Regions from separate parts of the Homo sapiens genome. Here regions 1 and 2 are each linked to region 3. Evidence: chromatin loops called from intact Hi-C (ENCODE). Cell type or tissue: endothelial cell of umbilical vein. All regions are shown on one strand.

Region 1 (2,500 bases), 520 kb before region 3:
TACGTTGGAAATGGCATTTCCAATGTAGTCCAGGCCCTACCCCGTCTCTTATCCTGAATCTAGGCCACTTCACTCACTCAGGTCTCCTGCCCGACCCTCCTCCTGCCATGACCTGCTTATGATGAGATCAACGCCACTTACGCCCTGTGCGTGGACGGCTAAGATGAAGACTACACCTTGATCCAGTCAATGGGACCTGGTTGGTGGAGGCCACCGGTCTGGCACAAGACTTGGCAATGCAAGAAGTCTGGATGTTGTCTGGTGACCTTTGGAGAGAGATATGTTTGCAGTGGCCTTTGTCTAAAGCAGGGACAAATATGCAAATGCATCCAAGGGTCGGGCAGGAGACCTGAGTGAGTAAAGTGGCCTAGATTTAGGATAGAGATGGGGTGGCGCCTGGACTACACCGGAAACACCATTTCCAAAGTAAAAACTTTCAACCTATTTTAAGCACTGAGCGGGCTCCATAAAGCCCCGCTGGAGCTTGGCCTGGGAGCTATGTGCGACTCTTCCAAGCTATCCAATCTTTCCTGAGCACCTACTATGTGCCACATGCTAAGAAACAGCAGTGGCCACAAGGCAGGCCAGGCCTCTGTCCTCATGGAGCTGTGATACCTTGGTGGAGGAGAAAATGAATGAATGAAGATTGTCTTAAGAGCTTTGGAGGAAGCTGTCAGGTGATAGGATGGACAGTAAATTGGGAAAGGCCTCTCTGGCATGAGGAGGTGGCATAAGGAAATGGCATCTGAGCTGAGAGCAGAGGCGGGCGAGAAGCCAGTTGTGGGCAAAATGCTTTCTATGAACGGAGGAAGTAAGTGCAAAGGCCCTGGGGTGGGAATGTGCACAATGAAACCAACATGGTGCAGCCGAGCACGGCAGTGTGGCCCACAGGAGGCTGGACACCCCTTTGCCCCAGCCCATGCCTTCTGGGCAGGCCACACCCGCTGTCCTTTCTGGCTGTTTAGAGGAAGTAGAAATCAGATACAGAAATTCCCACCTCTGTTCTTTGTTCCTTTGTCTCAGCTGTGGACAAAAGCTTCCCTGGCAGGGAGTTACAAAGTTATTTCTGCAAAAGGCCTTTGGCCAAAAGCAATAAAGTCCGACTTGAACAGAGTCATTATTCACGCCTAACTGTGGGCTGGTTCTCAGTGTAGACTGCCACAGTGGGGACTGACAATTCCACCTTTTTAACCCCCTCCTCCTTTTCAGCCCCACATTTTCTTAGCCCTGCTTACCCCCACAGAACATGTATTTATGTTTCCAGAGATTGTCGTTTCCTTCCAGAAGAATATAAAAGGAATAAAAGGTATTTTGACGGCTTGGTATTAATAATCCAATTACTTCTTTCCTTTTCACCCAATCCACAGGCGAGCGTGCCGTCCTCAGCCAGCTTGCCCCTGCTATTAGCAGATGAGCTGTTCATTAGTTCACCTTGGAAACAGCCCGACACTTACAATTATTTTAGAAGCTGGGGGAAGGAGTCAGAATCAACTTTTACCAAATCACCTGCTACATTTGGAGATGCGAGTGGAGTGCCTTTGGAACGACAGGTCGGCTTCCCAATGTGGCTTGCTGTGCAATCTAATTAGCAGCCGGAAATAGACCGGCAAGTGGGAGGAAAGCCCGGGTCAGAGGCTCTGCGAGCTGAGATTAGTCTGGATCAGTTTTTCCTACTAGCAGCCTCCCCTGCTGCGGGGACTCACTGGGTGTCACCAGGTGTTGGGGTGGAAGGCAGTGTCACTGGTGAGGCGGGGTCTGGGAGGAGGGAGTGCAGGCATTGAGCCCAGGTCCCTCATTACCGCGCATGCTCTCCTTTCAGGAGCCAGAAGCAAACTGCCCCTATCTTCTGGAGGGGGATATTGAGGCATGGCAGGGGTTCTAGGAGTTGACTTTGCCCCGTAAAGTGGAGAGAAGCTTCCAGACCCCCAGCAGCACCTGAGCTATGGGGCCCTGGAGCTGGAGAAGCTGCCACACAGGTTTGGGCATTCTACTTATACTGGACTTTCAAAGTCCATTCACTCGTTTTAAAATGTTCATTGCTCTGCCAGGGGTGGAGTCACCTATGCAGGGGCGGTGCAGAGATTTCTAACAATTTTTGTCCATCTGGTCCCCTTCTTTTGACAGCACCCCAGCTTCCTTTTGAGGACTCCCTCCCCTCTGCCAAGATGCCCCCATCCTCTCTGCCAAGGGGTGATCATGTGACCAAGGTCAATCAGACTTTCTTACCATGTCCCCAACTGTCAAATAAAGTGTCAAGGGCAGAAAGAAAAAGCAGGGGTGCATTTGTCGCATTGGGATGGAAACTCTCCTTCAGGAGGCTGCTAGTAACTCCTGCGCCAAGGTCCCCAGAATTTCCTCAGTTCCTGACCTGTCCTTTCCTGAGCCCCCCAGTAAATCCTGTTCCAGCTTGAGGTAGTAAGTGTTGGGCTCTGCTACTTGCAGTCTGTGATGAATGGGTACTTTGGTGGACTCCAAAAAGCCACACTGCCTGGTATTCAAA
Region 2 (2,500 bases), 320 kb before region 3:
CCTTCCTCAGCTTATGGAATGTTTGCAAACACGTAATGATCCCTTTTACCAAAGAACGTCACAGGCTCCACATGGAAATGTGTTTGTGTTGCAGAGGCTGCTAATTTAATGCATTAATGTCACTCTGCACCATGGCGGGGTCTCAGGGCATCTCATGTCACCGTGAGCGAGCTGGTCTAAGACACAGGAACCATGGAAACCATCCCATGCCTGGTTAGTGAGTAGATGCGCAGTGGGGCGCCGTTCACTGCCTTGAGGGTGAATGTGGACTCCAGGAGCGAGGGCCAGGCCTTCTAGAGCTCCACCCACCCTGAGATCACAGGCCTGGCTCAGGCTTGCTGGACTTGCCCAATGGGGAACTTTCAGGGGACAGTTTAACCATCCTGAGGGGCAGACAGACCAGGGAGAGGCCAAAGGCACCCGTGGGGTTCCCCCAGGACCGCCATGAATCCCCTTCTCCTCCCTCTCTCCATCAGTGCCTCTGTCCTTCCCACCTGCCCAGCCCAGGTGCCAAACACCGGCCTCATCCGAAAAGTCCAACTGGGCCCAGGACAGTGATTCCCAGACCCAGCTGATCCCGCAGGGAGCTTTGGGTCCTGCTGGTCCCTGGGTTCTGGTGACAAAAGGACATGCAGGAAGGCAAAGTCCCCTCTGGATTTTTCATCATGAGCCACCCTAGGTGCTGCGCACCGCCAGGCTGCCTGATTCCACCAAGAGAATCTCAGGAAATGAAAAATAAGATTTTAGTTGTTAAATTTCAGGCGTCGGGGCTCTTTGAGAGATTGAAAACACCTGGAGGTTGGGTGCACAATGGAGATGGGGCTGTGGGGACGTTTCCTATTCCCAGTGGAATCCGTGATTATTTACCGAGCAGCCTGGAGAAGCCCAGTCTTCACGGAATGGAAAAGCTGAGCCGGGTTTTCATGCACAAACCGGAAGCCGGGTGGCGCCCTCACAGCAGAGCTCCTGACCTTCCTGCCTCGCACGTCCTGGCAGCGGGAGGGCGGCTGCCTTGGACACAGTTTATTGTGTGGCGAGGAGGGAGACAGGAGAGTACGGGGCAAAAAAACCCCAACAAATGGCTACGCCTTAAAAACTTACTTTCAAATGCCCAGTTCACGCAGTTTTCTGGCATTTTACCAAATCAGGCAGGTTTTTTTTTTGGCTTTTCCCACCGTGTGACTCGGTCTGCCTTGCCCTGCCCCACCCCTGCTTGGGCAATCGTGCCCCCCGCTGAGCTCAGCAGCCTGGCGTGAGGTGAGGTGTCTGTGTGGCTGCTGTTAGCAAATCCACCATTCCGGGGGCTTCCCTGGATGGTGATGTGGCTGTTCCCCAACTTGCTCCTGGCCCAGTGACCCGTGGTGGCTGTAGGAGCCGCTGCAGGGTTCGGGCAGCAGTAGTGAAGGGCTTTGCTGCTCTCTGCAGTTTCGATGTCGCCCTCATTGTCCATTTCCTCAGCCTAAGGAGACCCGGTGGCCTGATGGACTTGGCTTCGTTCCTTCTTTCAGCTCAGGGGGACGTGCATTTTTCCTCCTTTGAGTCGAATTAGCAATGAACTTCCCCTCCCCAGATGGACAGCGTGGCATCGTCAGGGCCCAGCTGCAGCTTTCCGGGCCAACGGGTCTTCGTGCATTGTCTGATTTGGTTCTGACAAGCATGCGAGGCCGTGCGGTGGTCATTATACCCACTTTACAGATGAGAAAACACAAGGTAAGGAACTCGCCCGAGGTCACAGGGATGGCTGGATGTAAAACAGACTCCTGCGTGTACAGATATAGAGATTGATAAGAAGAGAATTTCAAATCTCAGCCAAAGCGAAGGTCAAGTCAATGCTCTTGGGGACGTTCCCTTCACTCCCCAGAACGTTCCAACATGGCCAGTGAAGACACTGTGTCCCCGTAACCCTGGGGGAGAAGAGGACGGGGTTAATGAAAAGTAGAAAGTTTCCTCTTTCCCACTGTTGGAGATGCCGGCGTCCCCACATCACCGTCGGCGCTGCATCTGGTCCACTTCTGGGACCCATTTGGGTCCCTGGGCCGGGGCTTCCTGTGGATGAGCCGGGATCACACAGCGATGTGGGGTTGCTCAGGGCGCCCCGTTCACTCCAGAGTGACCCCTGACCCAAAGCCAGTGCTGGGTGTTTGCGGAAACTGAAACCAGGGCAGGTCTGAGTCAGACCCTGCAGAACAATGAGGCCTTTTGTGCAAATGAGGCGGGGGAGGGGCCGGGGGAGACCAGGAGCTTCCTGACGGGGTCCGCAGCACAGGTCACAGCGAGTGAATTCAGGAGGTGACCCTCGAAGGTCAGGTCACAGCCGAGCAGCACAGGCGCTGAGCTAAGTGTCCACAAAGGAGACGAACAAAGCGGCTGCTGTGGGAACAGAGTCAGTGTCGGTCAATGCTGAGTCCAGGAGCTCGGGCCTGCCGGTCGGCGACGGGGGCTTCATGCTGGCTCCCCCAACAGTCAGGAGGGCCATGTGCTGAGGAGGGAGGGTCCTCAG
Region 3 (2,500 bases):
TAGCTGTTTCTTATTTTAAGCTGCTGAGATTTGGGGATCTTTTAACTGCCCATAAGCCATCCCAATTAACACACAGAGTCATTTACAAATCATTAAAGCCTCTGATGTTAAATCTGTGAATTGAAATGTTCTACAATGTGCAAATCACTTTGGTAACTTTTTTTTTTTTCATCTAGAAAAACTCAGTCCTTCGTCAGCTCTGAATTGTGGTGGTAAACTCCTGGGTTCTATCTGAAGTCAAATACCAAGGAGAAGGTGCAAGCTTCGCCTTCTGGAATAAATTCAGTGAACTGCCAAGCTTCCATTCTCTCTCCTTGGTACTTGACTTCAGACAGGACCCGGGAGTTTACCACCACGATGTTTCCTGCTGCCTGCTGTAGCCCTCTGAGCCCTGGGTCTGTGCTCACTATGCTGATCCTGGCGACCATGACCTCAGTGACATTTCTCAAAAATCCCATTTTCTGCTTTGACCTAGGGTCAGAGACACACTCAATAAGCAAGCCTGGTGTCCATCAAACGTTGCTTTAAATAAGAACATAAACTTAAAGGTCTTTACAAGAGAAATGGCATGTGCAGCTAATGGAGACCAGAGAAAGAGTTATTAGTCCAGGAAATCAGGAAAACTGATTAGCAAGACGAAAGGACATGGCCTGAAATCCAACTAAGCAGTGACAGATGCAGATATTATTCTGCAGGTGTTAGTTCATCCTGCTTAAATAGCAAGGCCTGAAGGCTGGTGGGATCCTTCACTCCTTTACGTTGACAACAACAACAAAAAAACACCAAAACTCAAATTTAGATAATCATCAATTGCAGAACAATTAAAAATTATCTTTGTAACCAGAAAACTATTTTTCTCTCCCTGCATGTAATTGTCTGCCCTTTGTCTGAGGCCTTAACAGATCAGAGGTCAAGCATTCTTAAGCTTTGAGTGGAACCAGAGCACTCAATCCAGCATCAAAGTCCTGAATGAGGTCGGCTCCTCCTGGAAAATTTTTGAAAGTACACGTCATCGCATTCCGATGATTCTGGCCTTAAATTTTCCTTCCATTTCTTAGCTGAAGGCCTAATTGAAAACAGCCAAAGCTAGTTGGGTGCTCTGTCTTAAAGGTAAAGAAGGACACCTTCAGGAGAAAGGAGGGAAGAGAGCTGATAGCTTGATGACTCTTCTTGCTGAACCAGCTGAATCTAAGGACTGAGTAGTAACCGGCCACACAGTATAATTTTAGGGACCCTCTAAGTACCACTGGACTGCTGTGTGCCTTCAATACTACCATTATTGCTCCTTTCAGGTGAAGGCACTGAATACTCCTTTTAAAGTAAAAACATCATATAATTGGAAGATTTAATCAGTCAGCACTCTTGGTTGCATGCAACAGAAAACGAGTTAAATAGCTTTAAATGAAAGAATTTTATTACATCAGGTGACTAAAATGTGCCAGGAATGCCTTGTTCGTTGCAGGCACAGCTGGATCTAGAGGCTGCAATGATGTCATCAGGTCCGGACGAGTGTCTCCTGGCCTCTTGGCTCTTCTTTTTCCCTCTCAGGACCATTCTTAGAGAGTATCTCCTGTCATGGCTGAGGACAGATTCAGCCCGGCAGAAAAGAGCCTCTGCTGCTCTCAGAAGCCACAATAAAAGGCCTGTTGCATCTCATTGGCCCCAAGTGTGTCACATGCACCCAGGCACTGGAACATTCATGGCAGCTTTGTTTGTCTGTGATCATGAAAAACACAGAGCCAGCCCGGATGTCCACCAGCTGGAGCTCATGGCGTGGAGTACTCTACAGAGGTTAAAATAAACTGGAAAAGTGGTCATACATGAAAATGCAGTGAAAGTGAAATACACGAGCATAGTAAACCTAAAGTTCAGGTGTGATTCTCAGAGGGAGGGAGGCAAACATGATGGTGGAGAGTTACACTAGAAGCTTCCACTGTGCTTGTAAAGTTTGATATCCTTTGTGAAATGGTTTGTTGCAGAATAGTTTTCTATGCACCTAAAATGCTTTTGAAAATTCAAGCCACAAATACCCAACCCACACTCAGCGTATCATCTTTGCCCTGAAATGATGTCTGTCCCACGTGAGTCTGTGCATCTTGTTAGATAACCTCAGAAACATGAGAACACTCGACTCGTTCTCCTTAGCAGCAGGCTCCTGCTAGCTCCGTTCTCCTGGATCCCTTTGGATTTGTCTTGCTGGGTTGTTGGGGAGTGGAGACGCCCTCCTCCCTGAAGCGTTTCCTCACATGGTGATTTGTCTATTGTGCATCAGTCAGGATCCCGGGAGGACCTGCAGGTGCAGCCACCTCCCCACAGGGACAGAACCAGATCCAGCTGCCGAGAACCAGGAGACCCAATGTCAGGTGCAATTCTGTGCTGGGATCTGAGTGGAACCACAGGTCTGTGCAGCAGGAGGTGAGAAGCTCATGACTACAGAGAGAGGCATGGCTGGGGACCCAGTGCCTCTGCCCCATCTCCATCTCTGCACCTCGGGGCAGCA

What was found. Peaks named below come from ENCODE experiments on the same cell type or tissue, not always from the same donor. Only the 100,000 strongest peaks of a DNase experiment are listed, where the experiment ranks them.
Region 1: it touches region 3 in a loop (3-fold over the local background); 35 of 110 quality-filtered maps call a loop at or near these places.
Region 2: it touches region 3 in a loop (2.9-fold over the local background); 5 of 110 quality-filtered maps call a loop at or near these places.

What each region holds. Positions count from the first base shown.
Region 1 is chr20:47,772,621-47,775,120 of GRCh38, forward strand. The region is part of intron 1 of SULF2 (sulfatase 2); the gene reads right to left. It overlaps LOC124904922 (a long non-coding RNA gene), which reads left to right and starts at 1,470. Exons shown (of 3, transcript XR_007067620.1): 1 at 1,470-1,550; 2 at 1,820-1,976; 3 at 2,125-2,500. In endothelial cell of umbilical vein, no CTCF peak of the experiment used is centred here; DNase peaks (open chromatin) are centred at 1,031 and 1,631; H3K27ac peaks cover 909 bases.
Region 2 is chr20:47,971,431-47,973,930 of GRCh38, forward strand. No RefSeq gene overlaps it. Among named protein-coding and RNA genes, the nearest start is that of LINC01523, 11 kb to the right of the region's middle. In endothelial cell of umbilical vein, no CTCF peak of the experiment used is centred here; DNase peaks (open chromatin) are centred at 971 and 2,191; H3K27ac peaks cover 1,107 bases.
Region 3 is chr20:48,294,675-48,297,174 of GRCh38, forward strand. No RefSeq gene overlaps it. Among named protein-coding and RNA genes, the nearest start is that of LINC00494, 64 kb to the right of the region's middle. RefSeq lists enhancers at 1-719, 720-1,463, 1,464-2,208. In endothelial cell of umbilical vein, a CTCF peak has its summit at 1,130; DNase peaks (open chromatin) are centred at 1,017 and 1,487; H3K27ac peaks cover 2,203 bases.